Linked DNA regions of Homo sapiens: regions 2, 3, 4 and 5 are each linked to region 1. Evidence: chromatin contacts called from ENCODE Hi-C data. All regions are on one chromosome and are shown on one strand. Each heading gives the region's core, a stretch centred on a gene start or an enhancer-like site at or near the end of the contact. The rest is flanking DNA. Distances are from core to core; before and after follow the strand shown.

The links. A loop is a pair of places that touch in the nucleus more often than their neighbours do. Pooled maps may share reads with other maps.
Region 2: a map with no recorded cell type shows a loop between it and region 1 (7-fold over the local background). The contact joins two enhancer-like sites. A Hi-C loop is called at or near these places in 2 of 37 single-sample maps with no recorded cell type and 2 of 50 pooled maps.
Region 3: a map with no recorded cell type shows a loop between it and region 1 (7-fold over the local background). The contact joins two enhancer-like sites. A Hi-C loop is called at or near these places in 3 of 37 single-sample maps with no recorded cell type and 2 of 50 pooled maps.
Region 4: a loop to region 1 is called in a map with no recorded cell type, with 8 times the contacts of the local background. The contact joins two enhancer-like sites. A Hi-C loop is called at or near these places in 3 of 37 single-sample maps with no recorded cell type and 4 of 50 pooled maps.
Region 5: a loop to region 1 is called in a map with no recorded cell type, with 8 times the contacts of the local background. The contact joins two enhancer-like sites. A Hi-C loop is called at or near these places in 3 of 37 single-sample maps with no recorded cell type and 3 of 50 pooled maps.

The regions. Positions count from the first base shown.
Region 1 is chr6:132,494,348-132,497,229 of GRCh38, reverse strand. All of the region lies in intron 2 of STX7 (syntaxin 7), which reads left to right. Among named protein-coding and RNA genes, the nearest start is that of STX7, 17 kb to the left of the region's middle. Within about 2 kb of position 1,474, at least 3 of the 41 ENCODE cell types and tissues checked have a DNase peak (open chromatin) inside an H3K27ac peak, as active enhancers do.
Region 2 is chr6:129,682,762-129,685,643 of GRCh38, reverse strand. The region is part of intron 1 of ARHGAP18 (Rho GTPase activating protein 18); the gene reads left to right. Among named protein-coding and RNA genes, the nearest start is that of ARHGAP18, 26 kb to the left of the region's middle. RefSeq lists an enhancer at 1,306-1,600. Within about 2 kb of position 1,508, at least 35 of the 41 ENCODE cell types and tissues checked have a DNase peak (open chromatin) inside an H3K27ac peak, as active enhancers do.
Region 3 is chr6:135,013,123-135,016,004 of GRCh38, reverse strand. The region is part of intron 4 of HBS1L (HBS1 like translational GTPase); the gene reads left to right. Among named protein-coding and RNA genes, the nearest start is that of MIR3662, 35 kb to the right of the region's middle. Within about 2 kb of position 1,509, at least 3 of the 41 ENCODE cell types and tissues checked have a DNase peak (open chromatin) inside an H3K27ac peak, as active enhancers do.
Region 4 is chr6:134,869,624-134,872,505 of GRCh38, reverse strand. The region is part of intron 2 of LOC101928277 (a long non-coding RNA gene); the gene reads left to right. Among named protein-coding and RNA genes, the nearest start is that of ALDH8A1, 79 kb to the left of the region's middle. Within about 2 kb of position 1,350, at least 3 of the 41 ENCODE cell types and tissues checked have a DNase peak (open chromatin) inside an H3K27ac peak, as active enhancers do.
Region 5 is chr6:130,259,444-130,262,325 of GRCh38, reverse strand. It overlaps a transcript of SAMD3 not described here. Among named protein-coding and RNA genes, the nearest start is that of SAMD3, 38 kb to the right of the region's middle. RefSeq lists enhancers at 1,484-1,603, 1,824-1,963. Within about 2 kb of position 1,370, at least 5 of the 41 ENCODE cell types and tissues checked have a DNase peak (open chromatin) inside an H3K27ac peak, as active enhancers do.

The sequences.
Region 1 (2,882 bases), core at 225-2,724:
ATATTTAAACATACTACAATTTATTTATTCTTTCTACTGGTTGTAGTGTTTCCAGTTTTTGATTTTGTTTTTATTTTTTGCTAGGATGAACAATGCTTCCCAGAACATTCTTATATGTTCTTTTGGTGCATGTATGTGAAGGAATTGGGTTACTGGCTCATAGGATATGTTTATGTTCAGCTTTTGTGGATAACAGCTAAACAGTGTCCTAAAGTGGTTGTACCAGATATGAGTACAGCCAGTGTATCAGAGTTTGTGCTGCTCAAAGTCCTTGTCAACATTTGATGTTTACAGCTTTTTATTCATTTTAGTCATAGGTTTCTCATGATTTACTTTGCAATTCTCTGATTAGAATCAGAGTTTTTAGAGTGTAGCTGAGCTAAAGAAATCAATGAGATAATCGGAAACATTTCTAATCAAGCAAGCTGTATGTGATTGCATGTACATTTCCTGAAATCAGATCCAAATAGCGGTGTGACCTTGAGTAAGCTCTCGAACCTTCCAAGACATGGTTTTCTCATGTGTATTTTCTGTGGGCTAGGTTATGGTCTCTTCAAACTTTAACAGGCAATAATTCTAACCAAAGTTTTTTAAGAGTCCCGAAACTCTTCTAACAGGTACAAGATTATTCTATGTTTTGTTAAGAGGCTGATTGCCATATCTGAATCCATAATGCATGCTCATAAAATCCCATAATTGAAGAAGCCATCACACTCAAGACTAGCTAGAGTTCCACCAAGGCTTATGTATTATTTTTAAGTGTTAGGAGATGGGAAAGCTGGGGCACAGAGGTTTGTATCCTGTCAGAATTAACAAAATTTTGTATTGAAGGAAATTGGTGAATAGAAATGAGAATAGCTATGAAACACAGTCCTTGAGATAAAAATTTCCCTAACTCCTAAATAACATAGTAAGCCTTTCCACTAGTGCTAATGTGAATTCTCGCATTTGAGTATTTTTTTTTAAAATAATAACCTGAAAGAGGAAGATGTAGTGTGGCTAAAGTTGGAAAGTGAATAAAACAGATATATTGGAAACATAAAATCTACTCATCAGAATTTATGAGTATAGAAGTTTCTGCTAAAATATGCATCATGTATCACATGGGCTTGTGGATGTGTGTTTTTTCCAGAAAATTTGGAAAGACAGAACCTTCTAGGGGCACATAAAGTATGAACGTAAGCTTTTAAGTGCTAAGAGAAGGTGACTGAAAAATATTTTTGTTGAATCTTCACTTGTTTCATTTTTAATCATCTCTCCTACAGATTAAAGGTATTAGTTCAGCATAGACTTTAGTTTAAAATCGAAACAGATGTTTTTGGTTTCTCTGTGTTATAATTAGCTTCCTATGCTGCAAGTATACTTTTCAAAATTGTTTATTAAGAATTGGTGCATGGCTCCTGTCCCCATAAGGTTCTTTGAGATGAAATTAAAAGTCTATGTAAAAGTGTGAGCCCTTTTGTTACTTTTAGAATGATCACAGTTCTTTTAATTAGTTAGGGTCTGGTGAAGGGGACACTTGTTTTTGCATTTTAACACATGACTGCACAAAAGGGAAGCTAATATTATCACTTTTTTTTTTGGTGCCAGGGCAAATATTTTTTTAAAAAAGGAGCTCCAGTCCTGAGAAATTAATGAATTTACTGGAACCATATATTTACTCAGGAATTAAGAATGTTTCCTTTTTTTCTGGGGTAATCTGTTGGTGGGATGGGAAGGCAGTTTATTAAAGGAAAAAGAGTTGAAAAATTGTTGCTTCCCTCCTCCTAAAATGCTGTTTGAAATATTTATGTCTAAGATTGCACATCTGAAAATGTGGTTGGATGGTTTTTTCCCCCACTTAGAGGAGAAAAACTTCAGTAGTTTTTATTTCATTGTGATTTTCTTCATGCCTAAGGTGCTAACATAAAACAGAGATAGATGTGAAAGTTGCTATCTTGTCCAAGGAAATTTTAACAGAGTGTGACAACTTTTCTTCTCTTCAGTGACTTTTCCTTTATGACTGAACATGGTGTTTATGGCCGGATATGAGTGAATTCTTTGTTTTATGAACTAAATCTTTAAGATGTGGCTCCAAGATGCTTCAAGGAGCTTTATCCCTCACTCTCCTATCTGTGAACCATACATATGCTTCTGCCCTGAACATGAACTTTCTTACCCTTGGTTCCAACCCCAAACCATAGTAATGGGTGTCTTCACTCCCTCTGTTTAATCTAAGTGTAAATCTTAGTGGTTCTACCGGTCAGATCTGTCTGTGTCTCTCCATCTCTGCCATTACCACATATGCTCAAGCTGCTGCTATTTCTTTGGATGACTGCAGTCTCCAAATTGTTCTCCTCACTTCCATTCCTGCCTCTTTCCGTCTTCTCCAAATAGTTGCCAAGGTAAACCTGTAAAACTGTAAATCAGATCATGTCATCCTATAGCTTGAAAGGCAACAGTTAAATTCTGTGGCTTTTATAATCAGATATAAATCCCCACCATGCCCCACAATATCCTCAAGATCTGATCCCTGCCCCCACTTGTCAACTACCACTCTCTCCCATGGTGCTGCTCTGCTGCTCCACATTCCACCAGGTAGATCTTCTTTCTGCTTAGTGAACAGTCAGCTCATCCTCACCTCAGGGCCTTTGCACTTGCTCCTCTTCTGCTTCAGACATCTTCCCAGATCTACATGTAACTGGTTTCTTTCTGGCATTCAGGTCTTAGGGCCCAAAGCTCACTTGTTTAGCAATGTCTTCCCTGCCTTATCATTTTGCTTCCTCCAGTCATTCTTTTTCTCATTAACCTGTTTTGTTTTTATATTGCCTTTTATCAGTAAATTAAAGTACTATTATTGTTTACTTATTTTTTTACTTTCCTACTAAAACCTTGGCCCCCAG
Region 2 (2,882 bases), core at 259-2,758, 2.8 Mb after region 1:
TTTTTGACATCTCTTTTTAATGAAAAATATGTAACAATAACCTTTATACAGTACCTTCAATTTGCCTGGTATTGTGTGCTTTATAATATCCTATATTTGAATATTGACTCATTTATATTTCACAATTTTTTTTTTTTAGACGGAGTCTTGCTCTGTTGGCCCAGGGTGGAGTGCAGTGGTGTGATCTCAGCTCACTGCAACCCCTGGCTCCCAGGTTTAAGTGATTCTCCTAGCTCAGCCTCCCAAGTAGCTGGGATTACAGGTGCCTGCCACCATGCCTGGCTAATTTTTGCATTTTTAGTAGAGATGAGTTTTTACCATGTTGGCCAGGCTGGTCTTGAACTCTTGACCTCAATTGATCCGCCCACCTCGGTCTCCCAAAGTACTGGGATTACACATGTGAGCCACTGTGCCCAGCCCTATATTTCATGATTCTATGAGAGTAGGTATAGTTATGGTCTCTATTTTATAGTTGGGGAAACCGAGGCCCAAAAGTGAAGAAAACTTGCTCAAGGTGACATGCTAGGAATGTGGTGGAGCTGCTTTGAAACCCTGGCAGCCTGGTTCCAGAGGCTGTCCTGTTAATTACTACGCTGTGTCCAGTGTCCACCGCCGGAGTCTGAGAAAGCAGTAATGACGTTTCTCTATTTCAGTGACCTTGCATATTGGATTTGCCCAGTTTACTTTGGAAGTACCCATTCCACTTTTCTAGGATCATGAAACACTGTATTTAATACTCAAATATCTTAGTGCTGATATCTTCTCTGATTCTAGAGGGCATTTCACAGATCTTACTGAAAAATTCCTTGGGGTAGTATTAGGCTTCGGGTTAAGTAATTTATTTATTAGACAAATTTCTTGGCTTTCATGATTTGGGTAAAGTATGGTCAATCTGTGTACTTCTGATTATATGCTAAACACGTGAAAGTCACCAGATGGCCAACTACGATGATTCCCATGGACTTCTACGGATATATTAATGCTGTTTTGGAGGACCCTCTGTGTGCCGCAGGCTCCATGACACCTAATGTTGGTGGATGCGTTCTGGTGTGTATGTGTTTCCATGAAATTTACAAACTAACACACAGCATTCTAACATGTTCACTTAGGAACTTTCAAAACTTTGCCCTACAAGACAACATTCTCAATAGAGAAAATTTAGAAAAATAGCAGCACAAAAGAGGAGGCAAAAGTCACTTATATTATTAATATAATACTACTCTAGAGCTAACCACAATTGAATTTTATTTTGCCTCAGTATTTTTTTCCCATGCACATTCCTAGGCATGCTATCTTAAAGCAACAGTTTGTGTAGTTAATCTGTTGCTCTCCCCACAGTTATATTTTAACTAGGGTACTGAATACAGAACGTTTTGCACATGCATTTTTGCTGGAGAAACCACAGATATGTAGCCATTTATAGTGTTTCTTAGCTATCGCATGCATCATTTCCTCTCCTACTTCCTCCTGTCACTGGCAGTCCTGCAGCTGGCCTGCCTTGCCACTCCTGACATCTGAGTCATCACTGACATCTCTCTCCCCAGGCCTGCTCAAGGAGCTCTTACTAAGCTTTGTTATTTTTTTCTCTCCAAGATTTTTCAGATCTGTACTTTATTTTTCAACGCCCCAACTCAATCCTAATCTGCACTTCAATCATCTCGCGCTGTCAGTGTCAGTTTCTTGGCTTTGAGCTCCTTCTCTTTTCAATTCACATTTTCAAAAGCCATTTTCTCCCAAGTGTTTTCTCACCTTTCCTTTCTTAGCAGAACTCCCCCCCGCCGTGGTTACACCTCCACGTTACTTTCCAGGTATGCCCACATCATTTTATGATTCTTGATGGTGTTCTCATTCACCATATCCACTTTGTGCAAGGCAGAGATACACCTTGCTGCTTTGTTATTGCATTGTTGTGAAAGGTAAATTGGGCTGGCCCCAGAGAAAATTGTGAAATAAGGAAAGATTTTGCCATCTCCAACCTCTATTTTCCATTACATTTTTGACTCATCAGGGCTTTTTTCTTCTCTGACTTGTTATCATTCCGCTCTGTAATTCATACTGCTAATCAAAATATGAAAGGATCTGATATTGGTTGTTTATACGTAAATGAATTTGATCACAAATTATTAACGTGTGATCAATGTTTTAATGAAATGAAGCTAATGCAAGTAGATATAGTTTTTCATTTCTACGGGAAAAAAAGCCCGTACTTGGCAGATAAAAAAACCAACAACCCTGTGCTGGTTCCTTCCACCTCAAATTAAAAGAAAAAACAAGGCCGGGCGTGGTGGCTCACGCCTGTAATCCCAGCACTTTGGGAGGCTGAATTGGGCAGATCACGAGGTCAGGATATCGAGACCATCCTGGCTAACATGGTGAAACCCGGTCTCTACTAAAAATACAAAAAGTTAGCCGGGCGTGGTGGCGAGTGCCTGTAGTCCCAGCTACTCGGGAGGCTGAGGCAGGAGAATGGTGTGAACCTGGGAGGTGGAGCTTGCAGTGAGCCGAGATCACGCCACTGCAGTCCAGCCTGGGTGACACAGCGAGACTCCGTCTCAAAAAAAACAAAAAAAAAAACAAAAAAAAAAAAAGAAAAAACAAAACACATTTCTCACTTTTTTTTTCCTGAAGTATATAAGTCTGTGAATAACCATGGTGGTAAAAACAGAAAGGAGAAACAGAACGAGAAAGAAAGAAATAGAACAATCAATAGAATATAGTAATATTATCAAGCTATGTCTTTTGATTAAAATGTATTATATGGTTTACCTTGATTAAAATGCATTATGTGTGCAGTTTTCTCAAAAAAATTCTTATTGTGTTTTATTGTTCAGTCCCTTGTTTATTCTCAGCTGTGTGTCCAGTTACTCTATCCATCTTAGACT
Region 3 (2,882 bases), core at 260-2,759, 2.5 Mb before region 1:
CTGAGGCAGGAGAATCTCTTGAACCCAGGAAGGCGGAGGTTGCAGTGAGCTGAGATCATGCCACTGCACTCCAGCCTGGGCAACAGAACAAGACTCCGTCTGGAAAAAAAAAAAAAAAAAAAGGCTGGGCTCGTTAGCTCATGCCTATAATCCCAGCACTTTGGGAGGCTGAGGTGGGTGGATTGCTTGAGCTCAGGAGTTCAAGACCAGCCTGGGCAACACAGCGAAACCCCATGTCTACTAAAATACAAAACAATTAGCTGGGCGTGATGGCGTGTGCCTGTAGTCCCAGCTACTGGGGAGGCTGAGGCAGGAGAATTGCTTGAACCCGGGAGGCAGAGGTTGCAGTGAGCCAAGATCACGCTACTGCACTCCAGCCTGGGCAACAGAACGAGACTCTGTCCCCCAAGAAAAATAAATAAATCAGTATGTGTGTGTATATTTACATTTAGAGGCACTTTGTTGGCAGTTTTTGTATACATTCAACTTCAAAATCACCCTGCTTCAGTTACCTTGGGAATACCACTTCCATGAGGTCCTGAGATTTAGAGGACAGAGAGTGGAAAGGGGAGGGTGCCGTGGAAGCAACCTAGAGAACACCAGAGCGAGAACTCCACTAATCAGCCATGTGAACTTTGGAATCTCACTTAAATTTTCATCTGTAAAATGATGGACAAGACCAAATGACCTCTAACATATGGCTCTCCAACTGTATGATATGTGAATCTCAATTCTATGTAAGGATTCTATGAGGAAGGTAAATACTTGTTTTCAGCCTCCCTCTCTATTGAGTATTAAGAGTTCCTTCATTGGCTGCCTTCTCATTCTTCATTTTCGATAAGCAATCTAGGTCTTGAATTGCTTCATGTGTTTTAATGTTGGTAAACATTCCTGTAAACCTGATTATCCAACTGTTTTCTATGGATTTCTATCTGTATGTCTGGGTTGTTTTTTGTTTATTTGATTTTTTGAGACAGGGTCTTGCTCTGCCGCTCAGGGTGGAGTACAGTGGCATGATCTTGGCTCACTGCAACCTCCGCCTCCCGGGCTCAAGCAATCCATCTTCCTCAGCCTCCCGAGTACCTAGGACTACAGGCGTGTACCACTATGCCCAGCTAATTTTTTTGTGGTTTTTTTTTTTTTTTTTTTTTTTGTAGAGACAGTTTCTCCGTGTTGCCCAGGCTGGTCTTGAACTCCTGGGCTCAGGTGATCTGCCCACCTCAGTCTCCCAAGGTGATGGGATTACAGGCATGAGCCACTGTAGCCGGCCTCTATCTGTATGTCTTAAAGGAATCTCTGACCAAATGTGTCTATATTCATGAACAGTGTCTAGGTTAGAGTCATAGCAGTCATTGAGGTTCCTATGTTTTGCCTTCCTAAGATTTAATTAATCTCCATGTTCTATTAATGTATTGACTCTCATGTCTGTTCCTTCTTACTCATTTCCGGTACTATAGTACTTGTTCAGCTGCAGTCACAGTGGTTGTGGTCTCCTAGAAACTTATCTTAATTTCTCTGTCTCTTTTTTTCGTTTCATCTTATCGTACTGTTCATCACATCTGTTAGAATGAAAGCTATCTAAAAACAGTCTGTCACTCACCTTTGTGTCCTCAGTGCCAAGAACATGCTATAATTTAACCTGAAAAACTCTGAAGATCCAAGATCGTATCTAGGCAGTCTTTCATAAAATAAAATTTTTGGTGACAGTTTCTGCTTAGGAGGAGGAAGCAGAGTTCCTTTATGGACTGTTGTAATTTTGTGCTGAATGAAAGGAGTAAGAGAAATAAGATTCTGACCAGCAGACTTCTCTTAGTTTCCTGGAAGGTATTTCCTGTTTGTTCATGGCATCACCATCTACCCTTTCTTTCTTGGCAGAAAATCTGAGGACTGTCCTTTCTCTCATCTCCTCTGTTCATTCAGATATCAAGGATTCATGATTTTACCTTGTACACTTGTCCCTTGTTTCCTTGGGTTTCGGCTCTGGTACCCCCCTCCATCAAGCATCTGCTGATGCTTAAATCCCTGATATAAAATGTCATCGTATTTGCATATAACCTATGCATATCTTCCTGTATACTTCTACATCATCTGTAGATTACTTTTTTAAATTACCATTACATGAAAAGGAATCTAGATTATAAGTAATCTAGATACCAAATACTATGTAAATAGTAGTTAAATACTTATTTGTAAATTTTTTCAAATATTTTCAATTTGTGTTTGGTCTAATCCATGGATGCAGAACCCAAGGATATGAAGGTCTGACTGTAATATCTTTTAAAGTAAAGTCTCTTAAATATTCCTTTCTCTATCTCCATTGCTCTTAGATCACTGTAGAATTTCTTACATGTATTTGTACAACAATCTTCTAACTGCTTTCCTTTCAATCTTGCCTCCACAATCCATTTTCTATTCTGGGGTCAGAGTAAGTTTTAAAAGTATGATATGTTTCTCCAACGCTTAAATTCCTTCAGTGGCTCTTATGTTTCAAGATCAAGTGAAATATTAGACATGGTTCTAAATGAGTTACCTGCTTTTCTAATCTTATGTCTCACCACATTCTTGGGTCTGTTTATTTCAGTACCTAGCTCAGTGTCACACAGTTGGCATTTCTCGCCTTCCCTTCATGAATGAATATGTGATAGGTAGAGAGTAATTTGTGTTTGTAAATGTCCTGGTATCACATGAGAAAAAGAAGTTGGCATTTTGGTGACTGGCAGAGACCCACGGACTGTGTGCTTTCATATGTGCCAGTCATTACATGTACTTTACATGTATTGGCTCATTTAATTCTCAGTTCTCCTAACATCTTTGTTAGGCAGATACTATTATTTTATGGACGAGGAAACTAGGCATAGAGAAAAGTTGAGTGATTCACTTGA
Region 4 (2,882 bases), core at 101-2,600, 2.4 Mb before region 1:
TTTATTGAGGCTTAACCTTGTGGTTAACTACCTGCAAGTTACAGAAGTAGCTAGTTAGTCACCATTCCATGTGGGGCCAAGCCATAGGGAAAGACCTGAAGGAGGAAGGATGACCTTCTCCAACCACGTGTGGGGACAAAAGGTAACCTGTTGTTGCCTGCCCCAATGCCCCTAAAGGTAGGAAAATAAAAACCTGGCTTAATGTATAAAGCAGCATTGGGGTAACGTCACCTTGGGGTGGTTGCCCGCCATAACCTGGAGTTGTTGCTCCCTGTAGTACTGCTGTGGCCTCTGGATCCAGGGTTCTGCCCTGCAGGCATGTCTCCCACTAGAACTCCCTTGGCCTACAGGGTGGAATGTAAGGCCTATATGTCAGACCTGTGTGTCCAAAGCCTATGTCTCGCTCAGCCTAGGGGGTGGAGTGTAAGGAAAATGGATTTGCTGCAGTCAAGAATAGGCCAAAGGCCGGGCACGGTGGCTCACGCCTGTAATCCCAGCACTTTGGGAGGCCGAGGCGGGTGGATCATGAGGTCAGGAGATCGAGACCATCCTGGCTAACAAGGTGAAACCCCGTCTCTACTAAAAATACAAAAAATTAGCCGGGCGCGGTGGCGGGCGCCTGTAGTCCCAGCTACTCGGGAGGCTGAGGCAGGAGAATGGCGTGAACCCGGGAAGCGGAGCTTGCAGTGAGCCGAGATTGCGCCACTGCAGTCCGCAGTCCGGCCTGGGCGACAGAGCGAGACTCCGTCTCAAAAAAAAAAAAAAAAAAAAAAAAAAGAATAGGCCAAGGTAGATATCCAGTCCAGCATGACTGAGCAAGTTTGGAGCACAGGAGCACAACTCCACACATTATGTAATCACACCATGTGAGGCGCATTAGGTGATCACCCACATGAGCTTGTGCTTGGCTCGGACCCACTATTGTCTGTACAAGGTATAATTACCCTACTGATGCTGTACATACAGCTTGCACCTGGGCTCACTCGTGCCCAGAGGGAGAGTAAAGCCATGTCGAAACTGTCTACGATTCCTCGAGTGTTTTTCCAGCTACCCACCACTCACCCACTGACTCCCCTCAGACCTCAGTTAGAACCTGACACTGACTAAGACACAGTCATAGCTCAGAGGATGTTTGATTTCTTATCCTGGACACTGAAAGCAGTTACATGGATTCTAGCATACTTTGGCATAATTTCTCCTCCTGCATACCTTATGGGGTGAGGATATAGAATATGTCCCCGTTGCTAATCTCTAAGTGAACTCTGTACCTTTAAATCTTCATGGACAAGCATCCTTGTGGTTTTCACCAGGTGCACTCAATCTAGAACAGGAAGGAGTGTGGATGAAGTTTCTTGTGTTAAGCAATAACAGATGTATGTATCCAGTGCTGTGCCGGTCAATGTTTAAAGCTCAGCTCTGGTGGAGGTGGGGTCTAGGAAGCCCTGATTTGTAGCGTTTGCCATTTTCTGTGGTGTAAATATTTTTACCATGCTGATTTTAAACCAAAAGTGTAACATCATTGAACATACTTTGGGAAGAGATGCTACCCAGCTCTTGCAAGCTGATGCGAACTGGTTCCAGCACCTCCCAGTTTACACCCAGTTACAGACAGATTGGGATAAACACATTTATGTTACAGTGGGAATTTCATAGGTTAAAACATTACAGTAAAGAAGTTTGACGGGAAAGTCATTGTGGGGGTATTATTAGTCAGCAGGTGACTATAAATAGGAAGCACAGGTGTGTTTGTGTTCTCAGTGGAGGGCCCTGCTGCTGTTCACTCACTCCGGGTTTCAGATGCAAAGTGAAGGCAGCCTGGTGATCCTAGAATCCTGATACATTGTCACAGCGTCTGAACTATTGGATATGTTGGCTTACTATTTGCAAATAAAGCTTCAGTTATAGCTTGAAGCTTATTTTATCCTTTCTCAAATTAGTTTTATGTCGAATTAGCAACATAAGGTGAGAATGAAAAAATTAACTAAAAATGACAGAACAACTAACGTGGTTTCTTGTTTTCCTTCTTTTCTTCTTTTTTTTTGTTTTTTGTTTTATGTTGTTTTTGAGACAGTCTTGCTCTGTCTTTCAGGCTGGAATGCAGTGGTCCAATCTCGGCTTACTGCAACCTCTGCCTCCCAGGTTCAAGTGATTCTCCTGCCTCAGCCTCCTGAGTACCTGGGATTACAGGCTTGTGCCACCACGCCCCACTAATTTTTTTTTTGAAACAGTATCTCACTCTATTGCCCAGGCTGGAGTGCAGTGGCACGATCATGGTTCACTGCAACCTCCACCTCCTGGGCTCAAACGATTCTCATGCCTCAGCCTCACGAGTAGCTGGTACTAGAGGCGTGTGCCACCATGCCCGGCTAATTTTTTGTATTTTTAGTTGAGACGGGTTTTCACCATGTTGCCCAGGCTAGTCTCGAACTCCTGAGCTCAGGCAGTCTGCCCACCTCGGCATTCCAAAGTGCTAGGGCTACAGGCGTGAGCCACCATGCCCGGCCATAATTTTTGCATTTTTAGTAGACACGGGGTTTCACCATGTTGGCCAGGCTGGTCTTGAGCTCCTCACCTCAAGTGATCCACCTGCCTCAGCCTCCCGAAGTGCTAGGATTACAGGCATGAGCCACACCCCCGGCCAACTAACATGGTTTCATTGAAGTTCTCTGAATATACTCCTGAAATTTGACCAAAATCATATAACCAAATCTTGGCATCTAGAACCCAGGAGCTGGCCCGTAATACTTGAAAGAACAAAGTTTGAAGAGAGAAATATATAGAGATAATAAACAGCAGCTATTAAAGTTGTGGTACTTATAAGCCCCTAATGTGGGCTTTGATGAAAATATTAATAGTTTCTAAAAGTGGTTAGAGAAATTATG
Region 5 (2,882 bases), core at 121-2,620, 2.2 Mb after region 1:
AAAAGTTTTTTTTTTTCTTACTTTTTTTCTGTTAGCAAAGCAGTTGCCACTACAAATTGAATGCATTTGGGCCATCCACAGGTTACTGGGTCAAGGATTTTTGATAGGAAGGCCTCAGTGCTTTCGAGATATGCCCTTGTTTACACTGACAACAAAGTGGTATTGGAGTGTTATAGGCTTACGAAGAATACCTTCAATTATCAATTACAGGTTTTAAATTTACCTTGGCTTTTAAAGGAATAGGGTACACCATTTTTTTTTTCTTAACTACTTGTATATATCTCTCTTTGACTTTGTCTTTCTCTCTTTGACTTTCCTTTTGGCTCTGTCTCTTCCTCTCTTTCTCTGCCTCTCTCTTTCTCCTCTCTGTCTCTCTCTCTGTCTCTCTCTGCCTGGCTTATAATGCAGTTCTTTGAACCACTGTGGAGAGATCTAAAACCAGCTGTAACCAAGTGTCTATGTATGGGAACTGGTCTGGATGCCCGGGATTTACAGGTTACCTTGTGCCATACCTTTGAAACAAGGGACCTGTCCAGGCTTCCTTCTGATGGCCAACCCACCTCTAATGCTGGCTGGTCTATTTTACACAAAGTTTTAAGTTTTCCTGGTGTCATAGTACTACATAGTCTCCTTTAAATCCTTTTTGAAATTTTTCAACATAGTTCCTAGTAGGGTGAGCTTATTTGTGCCTGACCCATGCTTCTTCGAGACAAAACACCACGCTCACACCACACACACACCACAAAACAAAGAATGGGTAAAAAGGGCACACACACACTTTTGCAGTTTACACCAAATCAAAATCAAAACCAAAATCAGAGTATCCAGAAATCAAAACCAAAGTATCAAGCAATCCAAGTCAAGTCAAAAACAAAAACCAAAGTGCTGGTACAGGCACACCGTGGGTGATCAGGCCATGCTTCCACTCAAATGGAGTAGGCAAGTTCCCAAGACCGGTCCTGTCAAGCAATTCAAACCAAGTCAAAACCAAAACCAAAGTGCCGATAAAGGCACGCCGTGGGTGATCAGGCCACGCTTCCACTCAAATGGAGTAGGCAAGTTCCCAAGACCGGTCCTGTCAAGCAATTCAAACCAAGTCAAAACCAAAACCAAAACCAAAGTGCTGATAAAGGCACGCCGTGGGTGATCAGGCCACGCTTCCACTCAAATGGAGTAGGCAAGTTCCCAACACCGGTCCTGTCAAGCAATTCAAACCAAGTCAAAACCAAAACCAAAACCAAAGTGCCAATAAAGGCATGCTGTGGGTGATCAGGCCACACTTCCACTCAAATGGAGTGGGCAAGTTCCCAAGACCAGTCCTGTCAAGCAATTCAAACCGAGTCAAAACCAAAACCAAAACCAAACCAAAGTGCCGATAAAGGTACACCGTGGGTCATCAGACCACACTTCCACTCAAACAGAGTAGGCAAGTTCCAAAGACTAGTCTTACCAAGTTTCAGATGTCCAGACTCCAAGTACCAGTTCCTTCCCGGTGTTCAGCCACTGCGTTGATCCTCCACAGGGGGCTGCCACACACTGCTCTGGTGAGGCGTCTCACTGGGCAAATGCCTACCCGGGAGTGCTCTCAGGATCCGCATGGCTTGGGCTGGTTGGAGTCCCCTGCAGGGATGTTCCACAGGGCAGGCTTAAGTCACCTAAGGAGCTGCCTCGACCATTCGCCAATCACCTTGCTTCCCGGTCAGGGAACCAAGAAATGTAGCAGGGCCAGCTGCAGACAAAACTCCTCAGACACTGAGTTAAAGAAGGAAGGGGTTTATTCAGCCGGGAGCATTGGCAAGACTCCTGTCTCAAGAGCCAAGCTCCCCAAGTGAGCAATTCTTGTCCCTTTTAAGGGCTCACAACTCTATGGGGGTCCGTGAGAGAGGGTCGTGATCAACTGAGCAAGCAAGAGGTACGTGACAGGGGCTGCATGCACTGGTGGTCAGAGTGAAACAGAACAGACCAGGAAGTTTCACAATGTCTTTCTATACAATGTCTGGAATCTATAGATAACATCAGTTGCTAGGTCTGGGGTTGAATTTTAACCACCAGGCTTAGGTCAGGCAGGCCCAGGCCTGGTTTCAGGTCTGGTTCCTTGGTTTTGGGTCTGGTTCCTAGGCACCGGGCTACCTGCCTTTAGTTTCACTTCTCTTTCCTTTTCTGAGTATAAAACAATATGAGAGGGTCTGTCTCTATTCTCTCACTATATGTAGTCCATTGTTGAACAAAACATTATTATGCAGTATGTGACTGTATCTATGATATAGAAAGGACTCTAAGAACTCAATAGTTCAAAAGACTAATTAGAAAATGGCCAAAAAACTGAAGAATCCTTGTGATGATGTACTTATTCTTATCTTGACTGTGGTAGATACCTGAAACACGTGATAAAATTGCAGAGAACTAAATGCAGCACACAAATGAGCACAAGTAAAACAAAAAAAAATTGAACAATTTCAGTGGATTAAGTTAATGTCAATATCTTGTTTTTAGCATTGTACTAAAGTTTTGTGAGATGTTATCACTAGAGGAATCTGGGTAAAGGATAGGCAGGCTCTCTCTGTGTTACTTCCTATAACTTTGCACATGAGTGCACAGTTATCTCAAAATAAAAAGTTTTGTTAAAAAAAATACATTGAGTCCAGGTTTTGTGCTCCTCTGACCTGGCAGGCCTTTTCCTCTAAATCGGGTACTGAGACAATGGTAAAGGGCCTGTTTCTATTCACTGTATCTTTTGATCATTTATGTGTTTCTATGGTTTGAATGTTTGTCCCTTCCAAATCTCATGCTGAAATTTTATTCCCAATGTTGAAGATGGGGCCTAATGGGAGATGTTTGGATCATGGAGGCTGATCACTCATGAAAAATTAATATCCTCACTC